3 separate regions of the Homo sapiens genome follow, and all the other regions are linked to region 3. Evidence: read pairs that join two places in POLR2A ChIA-PET (ENCODE). Cell type or tissue: OCI-LY7. All regions are shown on one strand.

The links. ChIA-PET counts read pairs that join two places held together with the same protein. Peaks named below come from ENCODE experiments on the same cell type or tissue, not always from the same donor. Only the 100,000 strongest peaks of a DNase experiment are listed, where the experiment ranks them.
Region 1: POLR2A ChIA-PET joins it to region 3 with 11 read pairs; 8 of 35 experiments call an interaction of 5 or more read pairs at or near these places.
Region 2: POLR2A ChIA-PET joins it to region 3 with 19 read pairs; 2 of 35 experiments call an interaction of 5 or more read pairs at or near these places.

The regions. Positions count from the first base shown.
Region 1 is chr11:78,169,712-78,172,211 of GRCh38, forward strand. KCTD21 (potassium channel tetramerization domain containing 21) reads right to left here. Exons shown (of 2, transcript NM_001029859.3): 2 at 1,538-2,500. All of the region lies in intron 2 of KCTD21-AS1 (KCTD21 antisense RNA 1), which reads left to right. Among named protein-coding and RNA genes, the nearest start is that of KCTD21, 18 kb to the right of the region's middle. In OCI-LY7, no CTCF peak of the experiment used is centred here; no DNase peak of the experiment used is centred here.
Region 2 is chr11:78,495,971-78,498,470 of GRCh38, forward strand. All of the region lies in intron 6 of NARS2 (asparaginyl-tRNA synthetase 2, mitochondrial), which reads right to left. It overlaps LOC105369403 (a long non-coding RNA gene), which reads left to right. Exons shown (of 2, transcript XR_007062798.1): 2 at 966-1,621. Among named protein-coding and RNA genes, the nearest start is that of NARS2-AS1, 36 kb to the right of the region's middle. In OCI-LY7, no CTCF peak of the experiment used is centred here; no DNase peak of the experiment used is centred here.
Region 3 is chr11:78,061,811-78,064,310 of GRCh38, forward strand. The region is part of intron 1 of NDUFC2-KCTD14 (NDUFC2-KCTD14 readthrough); the gene reads right to left. THRSP (thyroid hormone responsive) reads left to right here and starts at 2,051. Exons shown (of 2, transcript NM_003251.4): 1 at 2,051-2,500. The coding sequence starts at 2,072. In OCI-LY7, no CTCF peak of the experiment used is centred here; no DNase peak of the experiment used is centred here.

The DNA of each region.
Region 1 (2,500 bases), 110 kb after region 3:
GTCTCACTCTGTTGCCAGGCTGAAGTGCAGTGGTGCAATCTGGGCTCACGGCAACCTCCGCCTCCCAGGTTCAAGCTATTCTCCTATCTCAGCCTCCCAAGTTGCTGGGACTACAGGCATGTGCCACCATGCCTAATTTTTGTATTTTTAGTAGAGACGGGGTTTCACCATGTTTGCTAGGATGGTCTTGATCTCTTGACCTCGTGATCCGCGCACCTCGGCCTCCCAAAGTCAGACTGTTTTAAGAGTAATTTGTAAAAGGAAGCTGGAAGTTTGGGGTGAATGGGTGGTTACACAAATGCTGTGTGATTTAGGGTGCAGTTTACAAAAGAGTGGCTGCGTCCTAGGCTGCAAATTCTGAGGTGTGGGCAAGTGGGGACCTTGGCCACCCCTGCACAGGGAGATCTGGCCCAAAGGCAGACCAGGGTCATGAGGCTAGGCCCTTCTTAAGAGGGTGGAGGGCTTTTGGAGGTGCTGAGGGCATGAGGTCAGAGTGGTGCCTGCTGCTGGCCTTCAAGCATGCAGGGTCCCTGTTTGGTGGTGGGCCTCATGAAGGAGTCACACCAAGGTGGGTGCTTAGGGTTCCCTCAAGCACCCATTCTGTCCCTCTGCATGCAGGGGACCACACCTAGGGCAGGAACTGAGAGCTGACGAGTGTTGTGTTCCCGGCGTTGCTCCTTCAGCTGGGATGGAGCCCTTGGCGGGATAAAAGGCTAAACTGGGTCCAGGTGAGATCACCACAAGGTCTCACCCAGGGCAATGAAGGGCTCACAAGCAGCACATCCCTGCTCACAGTTCGCACTCAGACTCACCCGTCTGTCGATGGTGCTGCCATCACTGCTGAACGTTTGTTCTCCGTCTTTCTCATGCTTTTGCCAAGCAGAAGGCTGAGTTCACCTAACCTGGACGCAGGCAACGAGATGCACTGCGTGCCCCCCTTCCCCTTGTGCAGCTGTGGTGTGAACGCATACCCTCCCTTGCTTGCCCTTCCTGCCTGGTTGCCAGCTCTGCTCTTGCTGTTCCCTGTGCCCACGGCACTCTCTTGCTTATTCTGTCAAGCCTGACCTACCCTCAGAGGCCCACCTTGGCCATCCACAAGGCTCCTTCTGAGAACTGAGCCCTTTCCCTGAGTTCCCAAAGCACGTTGTGTGAAGCTCTAAACTTTCTCCAGGCTGAACTTAGCTTACTCGTGGCTGTTCACATCCTCAGGGCCCACGCAGCAAATGCTCTGTAAGGGCTTGTTAAACTCCACTCTCCTGGGACTCCTAGTCCCCCACCAGAGTCCACCATGACTACCTCCTGCAAGAGCACTGAGCTCTTGGGTGCCAGGCCCAGCTCAGGATTTTCACAGACACCAACTCGTTTAAGTTGCATAACCCCGGGAGGAAGGGGTTGTTACCTGATGAGCAAACAAATCAGAGAAGTTCAATGACTTGTCCAAGGTTACAGAGGCTTGGAGCTCTGGATTCAAACCCAAGTCACTGTGACTCAAGACCAGTGTTTTTCCCCGTTACAAGCAGACACAAAAGAATAACAATCCTTTATCATTTATACTGTATTCTCACGTTACATTATTTCATTTGATCCTCACAACAGCCCTGTGAGGTAGGTAGGGTTATGTATTACTGTTATGCCTATTTCACAGATGAAGAAATGGAGGTGGCTCAGTGAGGTGAGTGACTTGCATAAAGTCACACAGCATGTTAGTGGCTTCACTGCTTCTGCAACTTCTCTAAAGTCAAGCTGCTTGGATTAGGGAGCACCGAAAAGATGGACAGTTTTATGGAAAAGGAGAAAGGGCAGTGGTGATTTGTAAGATTTCTTCCTCAAATTGTTTTGTTATGACCACAGCTTCTGCTACTTGGTCTAAACTAGGTTCTCCATGAGGGGCTCTCCCAAGTACCCTTGGCCTGGGACAGCTGTCTTTTTTTGGGATGGAGTCTCTCTGCAATGGCACACTCTCAGCTCACTGCAACCTCTGCTATCTGGGTTCAAGCGATTCTACTGCCTCAGCCTCCCAAATAGCTGGGGTTATAGGCGCCTGTCACCACACCCAGCTAATTTTTGTATTTTTAGCAGAGACGACGTTTCACCATGTTGGCCAGGCTGGTCTTGAACTCCTGACCTCAAGTGATCTTCCCGCCTCGGCCTCCCAGAGTGTTGGGATTACAGGCATGAGCCACTGTGCCTGGCAGAAAAGCTGTCAGAGAGACTCCTGGGTCCCACCGTAGGGGGAAAAGGGCCTTTACTGCTCAAGGGAACTGGCGCTGCCCATGGCCCAGTGTACAAGCTCCCTACTCACAGGGCCTATCTATGGGAAGCCCCTTTCTGGGCCCACCTCCCATGGGTGCCTGTGTCACCAGGCTTCCTTGGCTTTGAGGACCCCTGCCCAGTGGGGGAGGACCCTGGGGACTCTCAAGGCCAAACTCACTTTAGGGATGAATCATGACGTGCAGTTTGGAGGCCTGCATGGCTCATCACCCGGTGGGAAGCAGTGCTT
Region 2 (2,500 bases), 430 kb after region 3:
CCTGGCAATGCAGGGCAAGGTCTCTAGTATAAAATACAGAAGAGGCTCAATAATTTTTATTTCAATTATAGTAAGGATCAGGCTCTGACTGAGGTATCTGAGAGTTAAATATCATTTTGATAGAGTAAGAACTAATGACCACAGTGCTTCCTCTAAAGTAACAGAGTGATAAAATGAACTGGAAGGTATGTTGAAAAATTGCGTAAGAAAGCATCTAATCTTTAAGCAGATGAATGTTTAAATAATTCAATAATGATCACCCTATGTCAGTATCCAAAGATACTGTTCAGTATCAAGTGTTCTATTATAAGTAATAGTAGCAATAGTAGTAGTAGTACTAGTGGTTACCATTATGGAATGATCATTATGGGCCAAGCACTAAATGGACAAGAACCTTAGAGTTAATCCCTTCATAGTTAACTCAGTCTACGTATGTATTAATACACTTATCTTCCAGAATAAGAAACTGCAGTTCAGATGGGTTAAGAAGCTTTCCCAAAAGTCAAAGTCATAGCTTAGTAAATGGTGGAAGCCAAACTCAAATCCACATTTCTGACTCTAATGCTCATAGCCTTAACCATGATACTAACAACAATGATGCTCAAAACAACACTGCAAACTCAGAAAATTAGAAAGAAAAATTTTTAGTATATTCCCCCTTCTCAAAGATAACTAGGGGAAGCAGTTTGGCATATTATGAATAGCTTGTTTTACGTGTTAAAATACAGCTCTCTAGAATGTTATCTTCATGAAAATAATGAGAATGATATATTCTCGTCAATACTTTGTAATCTTTAGCAAGTTATTTAGCTTTTCTGGTCTTCAAATCCTTATAGGAGTAGGGGTTGGGGACAGCTTGGCATTGATCTCTACTGTCTTTTGCAATAATTTTGTCTCTAGCTGCATGTGGAATCACTTCTATTTTAATTTATGTTTCTTTCTTTCTTTTTTCCTATCTTCCACAGACATGAAAGCCATTTGCAGCAAAGACTGAACCAACCAACATTTAAATAAAATCTGAGAACAAGGCCATTTCTAAAATAAGATACAAAACCAGGTGAAAGGCCAGTATTGCTCTGAGAAGAGACCAGGAGAAAAAGAAAACACTCGGCACTAAGAATCATTCTTGTGCCAAACTATGAAGAGAGGAAAGCTATATAAGGAAAATCCATGAGCTTGGAGTTAATGTTTAGTATAACAAAAGTACATTCAATACACATCAACCTAGATAGCTACAAAAATGGCTCTTTGGAAAATAAAAAGCAAAATTGAAAAAAAAAAAAAAAAAAAAGGTTCTACAAAGTTCACTTTCTCCCGTGTATGGAGTTTTATGAAGCCCTCAAGATGGCAAATAGATTAATATAAAGTGGTCACTGATTGCCTGGCCATTTATTCTTTCTGGCCCTGAAATTTCACAGTGAATCTTAACATTTTGAAAGAACAGAGGAACTGCTATTCTTTAGTTTGGGAAGAACTTATTCAGCATAAGACTGATCAGCAACTTTCACTACACCCTTCCCAAACCACCCCCAACCTCCATATCACTTCTTTACTGTTAGTTTAGTAAAAGTTCATTGACCTTAAGTGAACTCCCAGAAAACTATTAAACTGGATTTTAAAAGTTTTTGCCAAGTGCTTTTCTCATCATTCAGGAAAATGAACATCTATTTTACTACTGTTTTGTGTTCACTGGATTGTCAATACTGTGATATATTTTGCATTCATTATTTCTACATGCCTAAAAGAGTAGACTCCAGATACCCCCTTTTCAGCTTTCCCCTATCTGTCCACCATGCAATACACTTGGTGGAAAGGGATTATAAAAGAGATGCAGCCTTCACCATTTCAACAATCATGTCATGTCAAGATGCCTTAGGGAGGGTGAATTCTAAATTCTAAAAATTCTTATCTTTATTGCCAAAAACTTGTGCCAAATAATTTCCTTTAACATGTTCTTAATATTTTTTTTGGAACTGAATTTGAGACCCAAGCAAAATTTAATCTAAATTATATGATGAAATTCCAAGTTTGACAGAGTCTGACAACAATCCTGCTAAAGGGGGAGGAAGGTTAGCTAACCATCTGAGGAGATGACATGTGAAAAGAACATTCTAGCAAAGCAAACACCAACACATAGGTCCCAAGGTAGGAAGGAGCCTGACATGTTTAAAGAATTTAAAGAACAGGTGTAGGCCAGTAGCAGGATCAATGATAAGAGATGGTGGAAAGGACCAGAACATGCAGGGCCTTCCTTGTAAACACAGTAAGCAGTGACCAGATTTTATTTGATACACCTTGAAATACCCTCGCCTCTTGAAACATTTAACACTATTTTCCTAGTACTGTCCTCGTTTTCCTTCTAAATACTGCTCTGACCTCTATTTCTGCCTCCTTTTACATGCCGCTTTAGCTGTTCATTAAGCAGTAGCACTCCTCCAAAGTTACCCCTAGAACCTTTAACTTTTCTCCCGATACTTTTCCTTATATGATTTCCCTTGGC
Region 3 (2,500 bases):
ATTTTTTGTAGAGATAGGGTCTCATATGTTGCCCATGCTGGTCTCAAACTACTGGGTTCAAATGATCCTCCTGCCTCAGCCTTCCAAAGTACTGGGATTACAGGCATGAGCCACCATGCCGGGCTGGGAGGCGGAATTTTGTTCAGTCTAAAGATAAGCTTTTTCATAGCTCTGGCTGTAGTGGGAGGGAGCAGAGGAGTGAATGATTGTCAGTTGGGAGGGTGCAGAGTGGGCTCCTGCCCTAGGGTGGAGGTGAGGGTGGCTTAGGTGAGACAACACAGAGGCCCTGTTCAGCCCCACGTCCCCTCCCTGTGCTCCCTCCTCCTCTCTCCTCTCCTGCAGGCGTGGGAGGTATCATCATTCAGCAGATTTCACCAGAGGCAGTGGAGGAGGCAGGTACCTGAGCCAGAATTCAGAATGTCTTATTCTCCACTTGACTCTGCCACTAACTTGTTGTGCAACTTTGGGCCTTTCCCCAGGCCTTCATTTTCTTTTCTTTTCTTTTTCTTTTTTTTTTTTTGAGGCGGAGTCTCGCTATGTTGCCCAGGCTGGAGTGCAGTGGTGCAGCATCATCTCGGCTCACTGCAAGCTCCACCTTCTGAGTTCACGCCATTCTACTGCCTCAGCCTCCCGAGTAGCCGGGACTGCAGGCGCCCACCACCACGCCCGGCTTATTTTTTGTATTTTTAGTAGAGACAGGGTTTCACCACGTTAGCCAAGATGGTCTCGATCTCCTGACCTCGTGATCCACCCGCCTGGGCTTCCCAAAGTGCTGGGATTACAGGCGTGAGCCACTGCGCCCGGCCATTTTCTTAAATATCTAATAAAAAATATATAGCAAATGCAGTTTGTAAACTATGACAATATGACCACGCAAAAGATTATTATCTTCCAAGACTGCTGGTCCAAGGAAAGGTCAGTAATAAAGTGGAAGCATTGTAGCTTATGGAATGACTGGTTAGATTTGGGAGAAGCCTTAGCAATAATCTAGAATCTGCATAGATAATACATCTGAGGATTGGGCTTTGTGGTTTACAAAGCATTTTTTTTCCTCTTTTGATCCCAGCCGCTTGTCTGGACTGATACAAAGCATTTTTATTAGTTTGTCTTATTCAATCCTCACACCACCTCAAATTTACAGAGGATATGGATCTGGTTAACTTGTATGACTATGTAACCTCATGTCAGTCCACAGCACTGCCTGGAGGTGGGTAGAGGTGGTCCTGGGCTGGAATCCCAGCCCCAGTGGGACCTTGAGCAAGTTACTTTAGCTGTCTGCACCTAAATTTCCTCACTGGCAAAACAGGAATACTGGTGGTTCACACCTGCAATTCCAGCACTTTGGGAGGCTGAGGTGGGAGGATTGCTTGAGTCCAGAAGTTCAAAACCAGACTGGGCAACATAGCAAGACCATCTCTACAAAAATTAAATAAATAAAACATTTACAAGGGTTGTGGTGAAGATTAAATGAGATCACTCACGAAAAAGCTCAGCAGACCCTGATGTGCAGTAGGTGCTCAATAAATGTTAGCCAGCAAAAAACAAACAAAAAAAAACTCAGCTAGGAAATTGCAGTACTGGGCTTCTGACTCCAACCTCAGTGTTCCTTGCCCCACATCAAGCTGTTTCACTTCAAATCCTCTCCATTTCACAATGGAGTCACCCCAGGTTGAAGGAGTGAACTGTGCTTTGGAGGGCTGCCCTAAGCAGGCAGCAAAGAGACAGCTTGGTCTCCAGTGACCTGAAAGAATTATTTATTGCCCTGAAGTCCAGTATACCAGTTGCCAAAGGGAAAAGCTTCCTTCCAACTGGCTCAGCAAGCTGACAGAGGAAGAGTCGGGTTCTTGCTGGGGCAGTCATGCAGAGCTGGGATGACAAGTAGAAGGCTGGCAGATCTGTCTCTGGGCAGATGGATCACCTGATACAGATGCTGGGGCCTGAGCCCTGGGATTGGCCCAAAACAGGGCTGTGTTGACCCAACAGCTGGGCATTGGCATCCTGTCAATCTGCCGAGAGCCTAGAAATAGTGCGGGGGCAGTCTGCTGGTCTCATTGTGTCAGAGGAAGCAACCATGCAGGTGCTAACCAAGCGTTACCCCAAGAACTGCCTGCTGACCGTCATGGACCGGTATGCAGCCGAGGTGCACAACATGGAGCAGGTGGTGATGATCCCCAGCCTTCTGCGGGACGTGCAGCTGAGTGGGCCTGGGGGCCAGGCCCAGGCTGAGGCCCCTGATCTCTACACCTACTTCACCATGCTCAAGGCCATCTGTGTGGATGTGGACCATGGGCTGCTGCCGCGGGAGGAGTGGCAGGCCAAGGTGGCAGGCAGCGAAGAGAATGGAACCGCAGAGACAGAGGAAGTCGAGGACGAGAGTGCCTCAGGAGAGCTGGACCTGGAAGCCCAGTTCCACCTGCACTTCTCCAGCCTCCATCACATCCTCATGCACCTCACCGAGAAAGCCCAGGAGGTGACAAGGAAATACCAGGAAATGACGGGA